2 separate regions of the Homo sapiens genome follow, and region 1 is linked to region 2. The links are chromatin contacts, found by Hi-C or POLR2A ChIA-PET in ENCODE. All regions are on one chromosome and are shown on one strand. The core of a region is the stretch at or near the end of the contact, and the rest is flanking DNA. Distances in the headings are between cores, read along the strand shown. Region 1 holds the start of HEIH (hepatocellular carcinoma up-regulated EZH2-associated long non-coding RNA). Region 2 holds the start of LINC02222 (long intergenic non-protein coding RNA 2222).

What was found. Hi-C counts contacts between places; a loop is a spot of excess contacts on that map. ChIA-PET counts read pairs that join two places held with the same protein, here RNA polymerase II (POLR2A). Pooled maps may share reads with other maps.
Region 1: a map of naive thymus-derived CD4-positive, alpha-beta T cell shows a loop between it and region 2 (3-fold over the local background). The contact joins the promoter of HEIH here to the promoter of LINC02222 in region 2. A Hi-C loop is called at or near these places in 1 of 168 maps with a recorded cell type or tissue (naive thymus-derived CD4-positive, alpha-beta T cell) and 6 of 50 pooled maps. POLR2A ChIA-PET finds 5 or more read pairs at or near these places in 3 of 52 experiments (B cell, naive thymus-derived CD4-positive, alpha-beta T cell and naive thymus-derived CD8-positive, alpha-beta T cell).

Annotation. Positions count from the first base shown.
Region 1 is chr5:180,829,936-180,833,880 of GRCh38, reverse strand. HEIH (hepatocellular carcinoma up-regulated EZH2-associated long non-coding RNA) reads left to right here and starts at 2,263. Exons shown (of 1, transcript NR_045680.1): 1 at 2,263-3,927. It overlaps LINC00847 (long intergenic non-protein coding RNA 847), which reads right to left and starts at 2,924. Exons shown (of 3, transcript NR_045679.1): 1 at 2,652-2,924; 2 at 1,021-1,208. It also overlaps a transcript of ZFP62 not described here. RefSeq lists silencers at 1,549-1,718, 2,159-2,288, 2,649-2,698.
Region 2 is chr5:180,682,228-180,686,080 of GRCh38, reverse strand. LINC02222 (long intergenic non-protein coding RNA 2222) reads right to left here and starts at 1,985. Exons shown (of 2, transcript NR_146728.1): 1 at 1,175-1,985; 2 at 1-432.

The DNA of each region.
Region 1 (3,945 bases), core at 1,014-3,513, 150 kb before region 2:
TGGCTAACACGGTGAAACCCCATCTCTATTAAAAATACAAAACTTAGCCAGGTGTGGTGGCGCATACCTGTAATCCCAGCTACTCAGGAGGCTGAGGCAGGAGAATCGCTTGAACCCGGGAGGCAGAGGTTGCAGTGAGCCGAGATCGTGCCACTGCGCTCCAGCCTGGGCAATAGAGCGAGACTCCATCTCAAAAAAAAAAAAAAAATACCGTGTCATAGAGTGGTGGAGAAATTTATTTCTCAGTTCTGGGGGTTAGAAGTCTGAGATCGTGGTGCCAGCATGGTCACGTTATGGTGAGGGTCATCTTACAAGTTGCAGATGGCTGCCCTCTTACTGTATCCTCATATGGCAGAAAATCAGCAAGCTAGCTCTCTGTTCTCTTTTTTTTTTTTTTTTTTTGAGACAGAGTTTCACCGTATCGCCCAGGCTGGAGTGCAGTGGCGCAGTCTCAGCTCACTGAAAGCTCTGCCTCCCAGGTTTACACCATTCTCCTGCCTCAGCCTCCTGAGTAGCTGGGACTACAGGCACCCGCTGCCACACCTGGTTAATTTTTTGTATTTTAGTGGAGATGGGGTTTCACCGTGTTAGCCAGGATGGTCTCGATCTCTTGACCTCGTGATCCGCCCACCTCAGCCTCCCAAAGTGCTGGGATTACAGGTGTGAGCCATCTCTGTTCTCTTAGGCAGTCATTCCATTCATGAGGGCTCCACTCTCATGACCTAATTACCTCCCAAAGGCCCCACCTCCAAATAGAGAAATAGATTTCAACATTAATTTTGGGGTGACAGTCCATTCGTAACGGAATGAACCAGGAGACTGCTGACCAGAACATGGAAAGTGCAGCCTTGTAAACAGTCCGTGTGCTCAAGCCTGGCTGACTGTCAGACACAACAACCAAACCCTCACCTTGACCCCCACCCCCAGCCACACTGGAACCTGAACTGAGAGGCCACCCTTTCCCTGCAGGACCAGCTCCTAGAACAGCGGTTCTCAAACTTGAGCAAGTGTCAGAATCACCTGAAGGGCTTTGTTAAAACACAGGCTGCTGGGCCCCAGAGTTTCTGATGCAGGAAGTCTGGGTGGCTGAGAATTTGCATGGTTACAAGTTCCTGGGTGATGCAGATTCTGTGTGTCTGGAGGTAACATTTTGAGAACTGCTGTTTCAGAAGTTCTCCACATTAAAGTCTACCAGTCCTGACTGGTACCTAAGGGGTCATGAGGTAGTCAGTGCACAAGATAGAAAGTGAAAACACTGTCTTAGAATTTAAAACAATACTTCCTAACACCAATAGGTAGCTTTTGATAAAGGAATTATCAAGCATGGCTGTATTCATTTCTTATTGCTGCTGTAACAGATTACTACAATTTGGTGGCTTAAAACAATGTAAATTTATTATCCTAGAGTTTTGGAAATCAGAAATGGAAGCCCAGGCGCAGTGGCTCATGCCTGTAATCTCAGAACTTTGGGAGACCAAGGCAGGAGGACTGCTGGGGCACAGGAGTTTCAGACCAGCCTGGGCAACATAGTGAAACCCCATCTCTACAAAAAATGCAAAAATTAGCCAGGCATGCTGGTGCACCCCTGTAGTCCCGGCTACCTGGGAGGCTGAGGTGGAAGGTTCACTTGAGTCCAGGAAGGTTGAGGCTGCAGTGAGCCATGATTACGCCACTGCACTCCAGCCTGGGTGACAGAACAGACTGTCTCAAAGAAAAAAAGAAATTAGAAGTGAATCTCACTGGGCTAAAATCAAGGAGCCAGCAAGAGTTGTGTTTTTTGTTTTTTGTTTTGAGATGGAGTCTCGCTCTTGTCACCCAGGCTGGAGTGCAATGGTGCGATCTCAGCTCACTGCAACGTCTGCCTCCCAGGTTCAAGCGATTCTGGGGAGGGGAGGAGGAGGGAAGCAAGGAGAGAGGAACGCAGGGAGCAGAGCCTGACCTGGTCACAGGGGTCTGGGAAAGACAGAGGCTTTGTTAGAGCCGGCAGCTGAGGGCCGAGGCCGAGCAGGGGTTAGGCCAGCACAGGACGAAAAGGAAGAAAGTTCCAGGTGGAGTCTGGTGGAGAAAGACCGACCTGGAAGGCACCAGCATGTGCACGTGGCAACTGAGGTCGAGGACGTGCCTGAGAGAGAGGAGGAAGGTGCCCTGCGGACCGGGTAGGGTGCGGAGGTCGGGAATGGAGAACGGTCGTTGGGCAGGTCCGGGTACCCGTAGCCAGAACCACCCGGGTGTGCGCAGCTCGGCCAGGCCCCGCCTCCCGGCGTCCCCGCCCCCTGCTGGGCCTCTCTCCGCAGCCGCGAGACCCGCGCTTGGCGCATAGGCCGGTTCTAATTTACAAGAACACCGCGGCCTGAGGCCGGAGAGTCCCTTCAACCCGGGAGGCGGCGGCTGCAGGGAGCCGAGACGGCGCCATTGCCCTCCAGCCTGGGCAAAAAGAGCGAAACTCCGTCTCAAAAAAAAAAAAACATGGCCGAAACCAGGAAGCTGCGCGATGGCGCCACGGCCCCTCTTCTCCCGGCCTGTGTCCGGAAGGTTTCCCTCCGAGGCGCCCCGGCTCCCGCAAGCGGAGGAGAGGGCGGGACGTGCCGGGGCCGGAGCTCAGAGGCCCTGGGGCCGCTCTGCTCTCCCGCCATCGCAAGGGCGGCGCTGACCTGAGGCCTCCCCGCAAAGGTCCCCGAGGCGGCGGCGGCGGCGGGCTGTGAGAACCGCAGAAGAACGCTGGGCGCGCAGCGACCCGTCCACCCCCGCGAGGAGAGACTTCCACAGAGGCAGCGTTTCCACAGCCCAAAGCCACGTTTCTAGGGTGATGCAGCCCCAGTAAGTTCCTGGCGGGGAAGCTCACGGCTGTCAAAAGAACTCTTCGCTCCAGCCGGCGCACGAAGGGGAGGAGGGCAGGAGGCTGCCGCCCGCACAGGTCATCTGATCACGTCGCCCGCCCTAGTCTGCTTTTGTGAATCTCCACTTTGTTCAACCCCCACCCGCCGTCTCTCCCTCCCTGCGCCTTCCCTCTAACCTTAAAGACCCAGCTACCTCTACGCAAATGGTAGCTACCTCTGCGCAGGTGGAAGTTGAGTTCGGTTCACGCGGGACCCTCTTCCCTGTGGCAAGCTGCTGAAGGAGACCTGCTGTTACTGCTTTAGCTGCTGTTCTGCTTAATCTCAGACAGCTGGAAGGTAGTATTCCGCCCTCGCCCAGCCACCCGAGTAAATGAGAATGATGACTGACTGAGACCCTGATGGTGGTGGCTTAGGCTTAATCTCAGACAGCTGGAAGGTAGTATTCCGCCCTCACCCAGCCACCCGAGTAAATGAGAATGATGACTGACTGAGACCCTGATGGTGGTGGCTTAGGCAAGATGAACGTCTGAAATGGAGGCCCAGGGCTGCCACGATGGCTCTGTAGTCATCAGGGAGGGAGCTCCTTTTATCTTGTTACCTACTCCCCTCTTGTGCCCCTTTCTTCCCTTGATCTAAGAAGGTTGCTCCGGATCTCGCCATCTGGCCTGCGTTCAATCAGCAGAAGCTTCCTGGAGGAGCAGGAGGAGGCACTGTGCTCGCATCACATACCAGTGGCCAGAAGTTGGCTTCAGGGAAGCTCAGGAAATAGGATGCGAGAAGCCATGAGACCTCCCCAAACTCTGCAGTAACAGAGTCAACAAGACAATGGCTTAAAGATGGAGAGACCAGTTGATCGGTCACACAAGCTGTTCCACGATAATTCTTGTGTCAGAAGGGGAGGCTGACTACCAGGACCACTGGCCCCACTTCCAGCCCCTCCATTCTGAGTACACTTCAGAGGGCTCTGGCAGGGTGAGGGGGTCTTGGTGGTGCCACAGAGAGTAAAGGTCTAGCACACCCATTGTGGAGATATTTCATGGGGACAACCCAGTGACTTCACTTGAAGTAAAGTGGGATTTTCCAACCTTGAGATTCTTATTTTCTTTGG
Region 2 (3,853 bases), core at 736-3,235:
GGGAGTGTGTGTGCATTTCTCTAGAAAGCATGCTCCTCTGTGCAAAGCACAACCCAAGGATCAATGTTCTAGAAACAAAATTCCATCCCCGCATCAGTCAACACTTCATCCTTCATCACAGCTGTACCTGAAGGTTAGTGTAACATACCCCGTCCTCAGATTGGAGATGGTGGAGAGATGAATTTCCCAAGCTCTGAATTTGTATTCTTGATTTTTCTATCAGGATTTTTGCCTTAAATATTTTCCTCTATTTAGAAAAATGTCCCATTTCCCATGCCAATTTTATGCACTCTTTTCCATAGAATAGATCCAGAAGGAACACAGCAACACTGCCTTCACCAGATCGGGAGAATCTTGATACCAAGTGCGGTGTGAGACAGCCCATGAGAGGGGGATTACAGGCCAAAGTCTTCTGAATAGAGACATCCAAACCTGAAACCAAATATTAGAGCATACTAAATGCAGAGATTGCTAAAAAAATAATGAGTTATTTCATGATTTGAAACAGAATTTTGCCTAGTTTAAAGGTTTTGGGGATTGTTTTAAAGAAAAATTTGAAAGATAAATACAACTGAATGAATGTAAACAGTTATAAAATAGAAAAAGTTATGAGGTTATAAAAGGCTTATGAAACATAAATGTTTTATAACCTCATAATTTCTAATCACAATCAAAACCGAGATAGATTTGTTTATAGGGTCTTATTAAAACTAGCTACAATATTAAACATACGCTAATATCAAACCAAAGGTTAAAAAGTAAGCTGTTCGTAAGATATCAATTTGTTCTCAATGAGAATACAAGAGGTAACAATTTTTCATTCTGAAATCTATTTCTTTCTTTTTTTTTTTTGTTTGAGACGGGGTCTCCCTCTTCTCCTTCTGTTGCCCAGGCTGGAGTGCAATGGCACAATCTTGGCTCAGCACAACCTCCACCTCCTTCAAATTTTCATCAGCTCCATCAGCTTCCCCCAGGTTCTAATTCTGTCCCTGTAATACCAAAATGCTTGCCTTAAAGGTCTAAAAAGCCAACATTTGTCTCAGCTGTCACATGGTTTTGTGCTCTTGGCTTTTGATCTATCTGGGTTGTCTCCTGCGAGCAGGTGAGGGAGCTCGCTTCCTGCTCACAGTCCTCCTCCTCAGGGCCCCTGCTCATGGCCTGGGGCACACTTTACCTGTGTCTCATTAACCTCGAGGGCCCTGCCCATCAGGGTGGCTTCCAGGTCATTCGGCGGCCTTCATCGAGCGAGCGCTGCCAGCTCTCAGGTAGCTGCTCAGGTCGGCCGTCAGCAAGATGGATGGGTCGTGGATAGAATTCATCAAACCACTGATGCACCAGCCCCGATGGCCACATTTTCAGTTAACTTCCGTTAACTGCTCCTGCAGGGTTGGTCAGTTGCAGGAAGGTTTTTTCCTGGCACAGCCGTTAAGTGGCAGTTGGCTTGGAACGTCCTGAGTTCTGAGCCAGCCTGGCGGCCAAACAGACCCCCCTGGTCCCTTGGGATGGTCACTGGTCATGTGCTCACCACAAAGCAAGGTCAGGGGCCGGAGGTTTCTGTTTGAATGATTGAAGCTCTTCTCTGGACTTAGCCACCTCCAGGCATCCACCTTCCTGAAGAGACCTGGGGCAGGAGGATCGAGAAAGGGAGTGAAAAGAGCCCCTGGTTCAGGGTCCAGTCCATGATTTGGAGGTCTCAGGCGTTCAGGGACCTCTGTCCCCAGAAAACCAACTACATTCTTGTCCCAGATCCATCACTCCCGAGTGCTGTGACTCTGGGCAGGTCACTTCAAATCCCTCATTTCACTTCCCAGAGCTGTCAACTCTGGGTGGCAGCCCCTGCCCTGCCCATCCCTCCAGGCTGATGTGGGCACCACAGGAAAGAACAGAAACTCTCCCCATGGCTCTGAAGCATAGGCCCATGTGAAGGAGGAAGAACGTCCCTTCCCCCACTGCCCCAGAGCCCCCCGAGCAGCTTCTCTATATTCACCACCACCAAGAGCCTGATCTCTTTCTTTTCTTTTCTTTTTTCTTTTTTGAGAGGAAGTCTCGCTTTTGTCACTCAGGCTGGAGTGCAATGGAATGATCTCAGCTCACTGCAACTGCTGGAGTAACTTGGCTTAGCAAGAAATTATACCAGGGCTTTGTGACAAATTCAGTGCAGTAGCCCATGGCATTAACCTTCCACTCATTGCCGAGGTCACATGTGCCTCTTCCATTTAAAAGACCAAGAGCTTGGTAAATTCGACTCTGCACCATGTCCATCTGAGGTCTGGGGATAGTAAACTTATCTTTGGGCACAGCTGAGGTGGAGGATGAATGGGTTGATTTATGCAAACTGTGCAGTGCTGATGGAATTTTCCTTGAACATTGATCCTTGTGTTGTGCTTTCAACATGGGAGTATGTTTTCTGGGGAAATGCACACACACTCCCAAAGACATCCACAATCATTCCATAAGGACTCTCTCCTCTGTCCCTCCCAACCCTGATGTACCACCGCACCTTACATGACACTGCTGCTTCCAGGGATGACAGTAGCATGGTTAGGGTTGTTTACTGGACTCTCAGTATTTTCTTAAACCAAACTTCCCAAATCTCATTTCTGGCAGGAAGCTCAAACCAGAGTGGCTCTTGAGCAAAGGCAGGCAAAACAGCGCCACCTTTGCCACACTAAGATTTCGAACCTAAACAAAGAGATGATCCCAGAATACGTACTGTTTGCCAGTGTGTCTGGGTCCCCCTGCATCTAGAGAAAAATAAAACACTATGAGGGTCAGACCAGGCTGTGTCCTGCATGCACAGGTCTTTTCTTCACTTGTTGATGTTAAAAAAACAGATGGTAAATAGTGGTTGAGACAATGGCCCCGGTATCTAGAAGATATGCATGGAAAGGCACAAGATTTCTGTGCAAGGTTTTCAATTGTTTTTGTTTGACAATTCCAAATACTTCTCAACAAGAAGGCATTTCTCTTGAGGAAAATGTCTGCTGACATACAGTTTGTAAATGTGGATGCCATGTGAAACCATTTTTTAGTTGATAAAGAACTCTGACATTTGCACACCAAGAAATTCTGTCAGTCACCTATAGTGTACACGGTTAAGGTTTAGACATGTTAATTCAGTTGAAACAGAGAGACACCAAGAGAAATAAAATTTCCATTTCAGAGGAAAGAAGACGTCTTTACCATGTGAACCCCTGTGGCTTCCTCAGAGGACGTCTGCCCTGGCATATCTTCCTCCAGGTCATGCTGGTCACCTGGGAAACAGAGTCGCTATAAGCACATGAGCTCCACTGAGTGAATCCCTCAGGTGGTCTTGGAGCTCTGGACACGGGGCTGGCGTGTGTGGAAAGGTGTGTTCACAGCACAGACTCAGCTGCTGCCGGCACTCAATAAATGCCAAGGACAGCTACCTCCCTGGAGTCCAAAGAGGACAGCAGTCACCATCGTGGCAGTGCAGTCTCAGTTCCAGACCGAAATTCCTTCTTCCCAACATGTGGAGCAGGGGACCCAGTGTGGGGTGCAGGGCCTCTGCAGACACCTCTCCTCCTGGGCCCCCAGCCAGGAAGGGTGGCCTGGAGGAGCAGCAGGAGGAGGAGCAGAGATGGGAGTCAGCCCTGGCCTCGGAGGCGCCACCATCTCTGCCCACACAGGCACCGCCCTCTCTTCCTCGAGGTTCTTCCTCCAACACCCGGCCTGAGCCACCCACTGGAGAACACGGACATCCCTCTCCCCATTGTGTGCGGGGAAACGGAGGCCCAGCACTCGCATCTCACACTCATGGTGGAACTGTGACCGGGACCCAAGTCTCCTGACACCCCTACAATGACATGCAGCCCTCTGCCTGGGTGGGGAG